Linked DNA regions of Homo sapiens: region 2 is linked to region 1. Evidence: chromatin loops called from intact Hi-C (ENCODE). Cell type or tissue: Caco-2. All regions are shown on one strand. Links, peaks and the distances in the headings refer to the core of each region. The heading gives the core; the rest is flanking DNA. Region 1 has its middle 4.9 kb from the start of PTPRM. Region 2 has its middle 52 kb from the start of PTPRM.

The links. A loop is a pair of places that touch in the nucleus more often than their neighbours do. Peaks named below come from ENCODE experiments on the same cell type or tissue, not always from the same donor. Only the 100,000 strongest peaks of a DNase experiment are listed, where the experiment ranks them.
Region 2: it touches region 1 in a loop (3-fold over the local background); 5 of 110 quality-filtered maps call a loop at or near these places.

The regions. Positions count from the first base shown.
Region 1 is chr18:7,559,733-7,565,119 of GRCh38, forward strand. No RefSeq gene overlaps it. Among named protein-coding and RNA genes, the nearest start is that of PTPRM, 4.9 kb to the right of the region's middle. In Caco-2, for the core only: no CTCF peak of the experiment used is centred there; no DNase peak of the experiment used is centred there.
Region 2 is chr18:7,512,289-7,517,675 of GRCh38, forward strand. No RefSeq gene overlaps it. Among named protein-coding and RNA genes, the nearest start is that of PTPRM, 52 kb to the right of the region's middle. In Caco-2, for the core only: no CTCF peak of the experiment used is centred there; a DNase peak (open chromatin) is centred at 2,983.

The DNA of each region.
Region 1 (5,387 bases), core at 253-5,252:
CTAAAACTTCCCAGCTCAAAAAAGTTTGCAGAAACCATTTTCTTCTAGTACTTCTTGGAGACTTAAACAAAAGTAGAGAGACTGTACAGTGACCTCCAGAGGGCTCTGATAAAATCTTCATAAATTGGCTTTTTGCTTTTTCTATAGATGATTAACCAGCCTGAAAACCATTGCCAATATGTGTGTGGGCAAGTGGTTACTATGTCTATACAGTGGCTGCAGCCGCTGGTCTTGTAGATGGAACCCTGCTTCCAGACAGGAAAAAGCCTGATCCGGGCTCTCCTGTCCCCAGGGGACAGGGCAGTTGGACTATTCTGGTCAGAAGACTGCTTTTGTGTAGGGAGTTGTTTCCCCTAGTTCAGGATGCAGGAGTGCAAGGAGAGGGTACAGCGTGACCTGTTGCCCCAGGTGGCCTCAGTGTCAGGCAGCCCTGGTGTTCTGCCCGCACTTGGATCAAGGAAGTCACCAGGAGACCTGGGCTGTCCCCAGCAGAGTATACAAAGCAACTCTCAGAGGGGATCTGACTGGTGCCAGGGACCTTCCAGCAGGTCATTTCCTGGGTCTCCTGGTTCCTAGGAACACAGGCTCAGACATGGCTGTAATACTCATATTTTCTGGTACCGTATATTGAGATTGCCTTGTAAGATCTGCCCTGCTACTGATCCCGTGACTAAAAGGAGAATTTTTAGAGATTATCAACCTACCTAGTCATTTTACCTAAAATAGCGAATAGGTAAAAGTTCCAATCAGAAAAAGATTTTTATAAAAATATGACCTATGTGTAAATTGTGAACTTTAAGTCCTATTTGATAAAATTAATTAAAAGAGCTTCATGAGAAACTCTGTTATAGATCTTAGATCATCCTTATTCATCAATCAAAGTCTAGTAATTGAGGGCCCAGTATACTACCTTCCATGTGCATAGGCTTTCCCTGTTTCTAAAGAACTTTCATGCACACTGTCATTGGCTCTTCTACAACACAGTGAAGGTAGACAGCACAGGAGTTATTCCCATTTTGTAGATGGAGAAATACTAAGGGCCTGTCATGATAAACCAGGCAGTTTTACTGGTCTGGTGCTGAGTCTGGCAGCTGATATTAACTCATTATGCCCAGAAAGAAGAGTGTGATGAGAAAGGACAGGAACATCTATTGGAAAGTCTTCCCATCTAAATGGTAACTGGGCCCAGTTAGATATTTCCAACCCATCTGCACACATATAGAACCCCAGCATGGAGTTTGTGCATGGTCGGTTCTCTCTAGTATTTAATTTAAAAATCAATGGTTAACATCATCAACAACAACAACTTTTACATCACTAATGATGTGCCAGGAACTGATGTTTTTTTTTGAGACAAGGTATTGCTCTGTCGCCCAGGCTGAAGTGCAGTGGTGCAATCATGGCTCACTGTAGCTGTGACTCCAGGGCTCAAGTGATCCTTCCACCTCAGCCTTCAAAGTAGCTGGAACCACAGGTGTGTGCCACCATGCCCCGCTAATTATTTATTTATTTTGTATAGAGACAGGGTCTCACTATGTTGCCCAGGCTGGTCACAAACTCCTGGGCTCAAGTGACCCTCTTGCCTTGGCCTCTGAAAGTGCTGCAATTATAGACATGAGCCACTGCACCCAGCCAGGAACTACTGTTTTATTACAATACTTATCACATTATTATTTAATCCTCACAACAACTTTGTGAAGTGTGGACAATGATTATCTTTGTTTTACAGATAAGGAAACTGAAACACAGAGAGGTTAAGTGAATTTCCCAGTATCACACAGTGTGAGAGGCTGATAACATCTTCATAACATAAAAAAGAATATGCAATACACTGCCTCAGTACCAACAATGCAGAGATTAATTTATATTCTGAGGGTAATGTGAGCAAAGCAAAGAACTAAAACCTATTACCTCTCTGCTTTTAATCAGGCCACGAGAAGGAATTCCTGGGGCATCTAAAAAATTCATCCTAGTAGTTTAAGCCTTTATACAAAAGTGGCTTTGAACTATGCTTGGATGAGCTTTGCCTTTTGTCAGTGACAGGTTCTGACCTTAGGTAGGATACGAACAGCCACAAAAAAGGGCACCTGCTCCCTTTTTGTCATTTGTTCAGGTGAAACAGGGCTTCGCTGGTGACAGTTGAAATGACCTGGTTTCTTCTGACCCCTGTGAAAAACTAATGATGTGTTTTTCATTTTCATTCCATTTTCCCTGGTTTCATGTATACACATTCAAAAGGTGAGGGAAGCTGTGAAGTGAAGTCAGTCCTGGGTGAAAAGTTCTATTTGCTCCTCTCATGCCTGAAGCTAAGTAAAGTCGACACAAATCGTGCGTGTGCACAAGGACAGGGATCTGCATATCACGTGGCCGAGGCCCCACTGCTGTGCATGCCTGCACTGTCCTCTGAGGGAAAGAATAATGGGGGCGAGATGGGTGGGGAGTGGGATGAGGCACTACTCACTCCCAGCTTTGCTTAGAGATCAACATAATAAATAATCAAGTTTGCTCAGCGCCTCAGAGTTTACACAGAGCTTTCACATGTAATTCCATTTCTACAAGTCAGGAAGTGGAAATGAACTCATTTAACTCACACAGTTGGAATTCAAATGAAGTTGGACTCTAGATAGTGCTAGCTCTCTCCTTTATCCCTTCCTTCCTTCTTCCCTTCCTTTCATCCTCCTACCTTCTCTTCCTACAACTTGCCATCCTTGAATATGTCATTTTGGAAATCTATACAAGAATGCTTATTTACATTTCCCATTTCTCTCAAACCACACTTTCATAATCCCAACATGCATCTAAAAGTGGGAAGTAATCATTTCAGCAAGGCCTAGATAAGAAAACATGAGCAATGGAAACAATGACAATCTTTTCTTTTCCTTTTCCATCGGTTACAATTGAGTGACCTTGGGAGGTATCCAAATGATCATTTTGTCCATGCTTCTTGGCAAATACTTCAGCTAGCTTAGGAACTTGCCGCACGGGGTTAACCTCCTAATTCGACATAACGTTTTGGATAGGTAGGGATGGGTTATGGTCAGATCAGTTTTCATTGTTATATTTACATTTTGACTTTAATGGGGTTTGGACAAATCTCAAGAGCAGAGTTGCTATTGCCAGGCCCCAGCACTGCACAAGTACAGCCAGCAATTCGGCCCACCGACTGGCAGGATGGGCTCCTGCCCTGGGCATCACACACCTATAAAAATAAATTTGTTAAGGAACATACAGCCACTTCTGTCAGTAGAGGTCTGGTGCTCAGTGTTAAAGACTGCATAAAACTTTACCCTAAACTTTTGCTTTCAAAACCAACACCGTTCGGGCCCCAGAGAAACACTTCTCCCCTATAGTCCCTTGTCCTTGAAACAAAGGTGAGTGCATCCCACAACCTGAAGATTTGCAGGGTGTGCTGCTGCTGACATGGAAGATGGACACTCCTAAACGTGTGGATGATGTATAGTGGAGGCGCTTGATTCAAAGAAAAGTCAAATGAATTAAACTGTCAAAACCTTCCTTTTAGATAGCAAGCATATCATACAGTCTTAAATAATGAGGGTTTCCTAGCAATGCCAAACATTCATTTTCTTGCTTCTCTTTTTGTTACAATTCATGGTTCTGGCAGAAGTCATACAGCAGTATAGCATTTGCATGCGGTTGAACGTGGTGATTGGCCAATATTTTGAAAAATTAACTAATTAATGTTACTGTTAAAATGGTAGATATGAAGTTATAACACATGAAACATAATACTGATTATTTATGTTAGCAACCAGGTGGACAATGAATGCTAGAATTGCTAAGTTTATGTTTTATTTACACATTAATAAGGTGTAATTAAATTTCCAAATATTAAATAAAATGTTTATGCTTTAAAAAAATAACTTTTCAGTGTTTATATTCATTGTCATAATTTGTATTTTGCATTTTAATTCTAATAGATAACTTTAAATCATTTGAAAGAAAACTTTTAACAACTATAGAAAAATAATTCTAATTTTCTGAAATAAAAAAAGGAATTTACATTTGTGGTGTAAGTACAAACATTTTGTATGATTTGACTACATTAATCCTTTATTTATTTATTTTTTAGAATTGGGATTTCATTCTTTACCCAGACGGAGTGTAGAGTGCACAGCTCATTGCAACCTCAAACTCCTAGGCTCAAATGATCCTCCAGCCTCAGCCTCCTGAGTAGGTGGGACTACAGGGATAAACCACCATGTTTGACTATTTAAAAAACTGTTTTGTAGTGACAGGATCTTGCCATGTTGTCCAAGCTGGTCTAGAAATCCTGGCCTCAAGTGATCCTCTGGCCTCTGCCTCTTGAGTCGCTGGGATTACAGGTGTGAGCCACCACATGGGGCCTGAATAGATGAATCTTTTAGATCAATGTTGTTCAATAGTGCTTTCTATGATGATGGACTTGTTTTCTCTCCATGTTGTACAATACATTAGCTCTAGCCACATGAAGCTACTGAGCATTTGAAATGTAGCTAGTGTCACTGAGGAACAGAACACCTGAAATGCTGTTAGGTGCTACCATACAGAACAGCAAAGCTTTCAATCACCGCTGTCAATGGAACACAAATTAAGTGAAAATCTCAATTATAACAACACAGTGATTTTACTAAAGAGAAATATCAATTTTATAGAATAAATATATATGAATCATGTATATTACTTATCCATATAGCCTATCAAAGAAAATCTAGATATGTATAATGTCTAGCAGATATGCATAATTCAGTTGCTGATATTTTGCTTTTTGTCATATAAAATCTGTAGGTTTTATATTTCAATTTTATTGTTATATGTGTCAAGGTAGGAATATACATAGTAGTTTGCTAGCTTAATTAATAACTTTGAAATATTAGGCATATGGTAAGTGGCTATGCATTTGTACTCTTGCCCAAGCCTACCAATGTCAGGGGCTGGCCTGACAGCACCCCTAACTCTGAGCAGCCATTCTGCAAATGTCACTATTGTCCTCAGTGAGTCAGGAGTGAAATGTGGTTAAAACTAAATCTCTACTGCTGAAAAAACAAGTCAAAGCAAATGTCCCACTGGGAGGATTCCTACAGCATCCCTTCCTTAGAGGAAGTCCAATCCATTCATTTCAGCAGAGGACTTCCATTTAGGCTCAAAGGCTGCTCTGACCAGTTACCTGTAAGAGGGAGTAAACTAACAGTAGTTGTCATGAATTGAGAGGGCAGAAGCTGCTGGCAAAAATCCCACCACCCTTTGAAATGTGGATGGAAGGCTGCAAAGGGTAGAGTCAACTTAACAGTGTAAAGATAGAGAACAGGGGTAATAGAAATTTACAGACCCTCCCACTAAGCTTTAAGTAACAGGCAGAAGGGACAGGGTTTGTAGAGGTTACCAAGAGG
Region 2 (5,387 bases), core at 69-5,068, 48 kb before region 1:
TTAAAAGCCTCTTTATGACCTTTGATGATCAAAGAAATAAATATTATCAGTGCTAAGGCCTATTCTGGGTCCTAAAAATCTGTGGTTCGGTGACAGCCAAGATACATGGCTGTCTTATTCCCTTTCAATGTATTGTCACTGTAATTAACTACCCACATCCTAAACAGGGCTTAGAGTGCTTCTTTCAAACTTGCCGGAGCTGGCATCAAAACTCTTGCAGAGTAAATGAGTAACACATGGCCGCTGGCTAACCCTGGCAGGCAGAACTGCTCTCCCTGTTTCTGCCACAGGCAGCTTTTCCCCATCTTCCATCAGAATGATGCCGGGAAGGCATTTCTTTTCCTTTCTTTCCACTCTGCTAAGATCCGTGCTCCACTGCTCCAAGTCCTCCTCTCTTCTTGCTTCCCATGAGGATGTACAATTTTGTTATACCCCCAGAGAAACTTAACCCAAAATCTCAGTAGGTAACTGCCAATTCTAGAATACTCCACTAGTTAATGACTGCATTTTAATGCATTTCCTTTTTTTAAGGGTAGAACAAACCCCCTCCCTTCTCTTTCATTTGGGGAGCTGCCTGCTGAATTTGCATACTGTTAAATATTTCTCATAGCTGCTGTCTTTAGCAAAGGTTTTTCCCTTATTCATTTCTTTACACCAAATGGCCACCCCAACCAGGAAAAATAAAAACAACATTCTGAAAAGGAAATTTAATAACAATTTTGAGCACAGTTGATATGGTTTCATCACAGAACCCCTGACATTCCACAGGGAAGAAACCTAATTTAAGGGCGGAGAGTAAAGTAACTCTGATAGCCAAAAGTTCTGAGAGCCAAAAGTGACATCTAAAAATAATATTTGTAAATGTACCCAGAGGCTATTGCATGATGGGCACCCACACGGGAGCAGGGCTCTAGGCATCTGCCTGTGCCTCAGGCTGCTTATGTTGATTGGGCGAAAATATCAATGGCATTCTTTCACCTAAGGCTTCTACCATCATTCCCCCCAGCTACAAATATAACTCCCAACCTAAGGATCAGACTGACTCTCTCACAAAGGATGTCTTCCATCCCCTTTGTGGGTAAGCCCACCCTTTGCTGCAGTGCACTGTCCCTTCTTTTTGGGGCCATTGAATTTCTGCCATCATTCTTCTAGCTGCTGTCTCTTGTGTTATTAAATGTATTTTTTCTTTATTTCCTCATTTCTGTGGGTTTTCTATACCTTTCCTGCCTCCATTACTTTGGGCTTTGGAACCCCAGAGGAAGAACAGTTAATTCTAGTGTGGGAGCTCTTGGGAAAACTTACATCCAGGGAAAGTCAACAGTGAAGTCAAAGTCACAGAGAGAGTGCACTTGGCATGTTCTGAGACCTATAAGCAGTTTATTGGGACTAAAGCAAAGGATATATATCACGGATCAGGTTAGCCTTTACCCTAGAGGCAGTGGTCAACTGTGAAAGAGTTTATGTCAGTGATACAGCTAAATCTATGCTGTGGAAAAAATTATCTTTCTATTATGGAGATCTGTAATTGTTATCTATGGCTGCATAACAAATTATCCCAATATTTAGAGACTTGAAACAACAAAAATTTACTATCTTAAGTTTCTGTGGGTTAGGAATTCAGCACAGGTAAGCTGGATGTCTCTCTTCAAAGTCTCTCCCAAGGCTGCAATTAAAGTTTCAGCCAGGATCAGAGTTCTCTCAAGGCTTGATGAGGGGAAGATCCAGTTCAACATAACTCAAATGGTGGTTGGTAGGATTCAGTTCTTACAAGGCTTGGACTGATGGCCTTAGTTGCTCACTGGCTGTAGCCGGGAGGCTACCTGGGTTCCTTGACACTATGGGCTTCTCCGTATAGAAGCTCACAATATGGCACCTAGCTCCACCAAGAGTGTGCAGGTAAGAAAGCAAGAGACGGCAAGTAAGACAGAAGCCAGTCTTTTTGCTACCTGCTCTTCACGAGGGACAGTTTATTGTTTTTGGTGTATTCTGTCCATTTGAAGCAAGTCACTACCAGCCCACACTCAATGGGAAGGGATTACACAAGGACATGAATACCAGGAAGTAGAAATCATTGGAAGTTGTTAAAAAATAATAGGAGGAGAACCAGGAGAGAATGATGTCTACAGGCCAAGGAAGAAGAGGATTTCAAGGAGTGGAAAGTTGTATATGGCGCAGAGGTGGCAGTGCCCTCCAGCCAAAGGCTACCAGGAAGACACTTAGAGTTGAACAAGTTGGGCTTATCTCTTGTTGCAGGCAGGGAAGACATACACCAGCGTAATTATGGCGTGTCTCAGTAAGATGTGTGACAACCTATTATAAGATCTGGGCTTTGGTTGGGTGATTTAGGAGGTGTCGAAGGAAGCAGGGGCATACCCTGAATTGGGTACTTTCAGGAGTACAACAATTCTGTGATTGGGTATCTCAATAAATCTTATGTGTAGAGAGGGACAATTAGAAAGAGGATAAAATTGTAATTGGTAAAGTAGCAGTCACTCGTTTTGGCTGGGAGAGGGGGTGTTTGGTATTTTGTGGGTGACACAGCGACCTTGCTTTTATCTCTTCTTAGACAAAATGACAAACTGGACTTGCTTTGACTCATTTTACCACAGTCTCAGGGTAGGCTTGTTTGAGGTTGGTATTCTGTGACGTTGTTTATGTCTAATAGGAAATTAACACATCCTAGCTGTGGGATATGATGAGGTTTCTCTTCAAATAGCCTGACCAATCCTTTATTCTTTAATTCATAGTAATCCACACCCCCCCCCCACCCCTTTTCCTTTTTTTCTCTTTTCTGCCTTTGTTACATGCCGGGACAAGCCACAGTACCAGGCTTATCAGTACCAGCTCACATTCCTTTCCTTATTTGGAAAGAAAACTAGCTCTCTAGCTCATTGCAGACACCCCTTCCTCTTCTTCTTTTCCCTCTCTCCCTTACGTGCCCACCTGATCTAAAAAAAGTTCAAATGTCTAGCCAACCGTGATTAGTTCAGATTGTGCGACCCGACCCCGGCCAATGGGGAAAGCGTACAGGGGCAGGACTTGTGTCAGGAGTAAAGGCTCTCATGCCCCTTTGTTCAGGTGTGCTCTCATGGCGACTGGCCAAGGGGAAGCACCCCTCTGCGTAGAAGTAAAATTGCTTTGCTAAGAATCCTCTGTTTGAGTGTTCAGTCTCCCTAGGATTTTGAGTGTTATTCCCAACACTAGCTATGAGTGCCAGGCCAGCTTCGGAATGTCAGGGGTTGCTTTTTTTTTCCATTCTCAGCGGTCAAATAAAAAGAGGCCATTGATAGGGCAATTAAGACAAGTAGTGGTTAAGAACATGACTCTGGAGCCAGCGTTGAGATTACAATAGTATCTATCTTATTGTCTGTTAAGAGGATTCATGAGTTAAAATATATATAAAGTATTTAGAACAAAGTTGGCAAATAAGTACTGTAGAAACGCTGATGATCAGTATCATATATGATCCTTGAAGGAGCAATTTCATTAGAGTGGGAGAAGGGAGAAGGCAGACCGCACTGATCAGAGATAAATAGAGGTTGATGAAGTAAGGTCAGCATGTGCCCAAGACCCCTTCAAGAGGAATCTTGACAGGGAAATCTGGAAACCAAGCAGAAGAGGAAGGGAAATGGTTTATCAAGGTCAGCATAGAGCAATGCTTCCCAATGTGTGTTAGAAATGCAAAATCTCAAGCCTCACCCCAAATTTGCATAATCAGAAACACTAAGTTATAAAAAGCCTTAGAGGTGATTCTTTTTTTTCCCCGAACAGCTTTGTTGTAGTATACTTGACATAAATTGCACCTATTTAAAACACACAATTTGGAAGTTTTACCACATGCACACACCATAAACCATCACCACAGTCAAGATAATGAACATATTTTTCACCCCTTGGTAGCCCCTCAGTCCTGTCTGCCTTGCCCCACCCTCCCCACATGATTCTGATACTAGTATGTGAAGATCAAAATTAATTGTCATTAAGAAGTCCTAGAGTCACAGCTCAAAAACCAGTAATAAAGATGAAATCCTAACAGCGAGGAAAGGAAGGAAATAGGAGGTAAGCAGCAAGATCAGTGTCTGCAAAAGGCAGCCTGGCCTTACAGAGCAGGTGCTCCTATTCTTTCTCCAGGTGGCCCGTTCAGGAAGTAGTGGGGCCACCACTCACACACTTCTGCCAGGAAAGTGTTTCAACTCCATGTCTCTGATTATGATATTTTCTGTCTCAAAAAACCTTTTATGGTTTCCCTTTGCTATAACATGTAGTAAAAAACAAAAAAGGAGACAAACAGCAACAAAACTTTCTTAGCCTGGCTTTTTGACGTCATGCAATCTGGCTTCATTTGCCCTTCCAATGTAACCTCTCATCCTTTCCACTCCAGATTGTTTGCTCTGATCCTGTACCATGGGTTTGCCCCGGTTCTGCATAATGAATTGCCTCTCCAGTTTCTCTTTCCTAGCTGTGCCTTACCTTAACCCTCTTCTCAGTGCTCCCCACTCCTCGATGTGATTAATACCTGTCTATTTAAATGCTGCCATTTCTTGGTGCTCCCTGATCGCACATCTGGGAATCATCTGGTTTTGCTCTGAATGTTCATATCAGATATGATGTCATTCTTGTTGAAAGTGGCAGATTCTTAAAGGCACGGATTGTGAGTATCTCATCTTTGCATCTTAGTACCTAACACACTGGAAAATAGGGGAAATTCACTAAATGTTTGCGAATGAGTGAATGGATGATCATGCGAATTTGACTGGAACTATTTGTCTTTCATTTACATGACTGTATTAGGAGACCAGGGTTTCTCAACCTTGGCACTTTTGACATTTTAGGCTGGATCAACCTTTCTTTTGAGAGCTGTCCCCTGCATTATTGGATATTGAGCAGCTTCTCTGCCATCTGCACACCAGATGCCAGTAGCACTGCTTTCCCAGTATGACAAGCAAAAATGTTTCAGGCATTGTCAAATTTACCCTGTTGTGTGTCTGTGTCTGTGTGATCAATTGGGGACAGGGGAGGAGTGTGCAGGGAACGGCCCTGGCCCTGGTTGAGAATTTTTTTTGCTTTTTTGAGACGGAGTTTCACTCTGTCTCCCAGGCTGGAGTGCAGTAGTGCGATCTTGGCTCACTGAAACCTCTGCCTCTGGGATTCAAGCAATTCTCTGCCTTAGTCTCCCAAGTAGCTGGGATTACAGGTGCCCATACCATGCCCAGCTAATTTTTTTAAGATTTTTAGTAGAGATGGAGTTTCACCATCTTGGCCAGACTGGTCTCAAACTCCTGACCTCATGATCCACCCACCTCGGCCTCCCAAAGTGCTGGGATTACAGGTGTGAACCACCACGCCTGGCCGAGAATCTTGAACATAACGGTTTTCCTATAAAATAT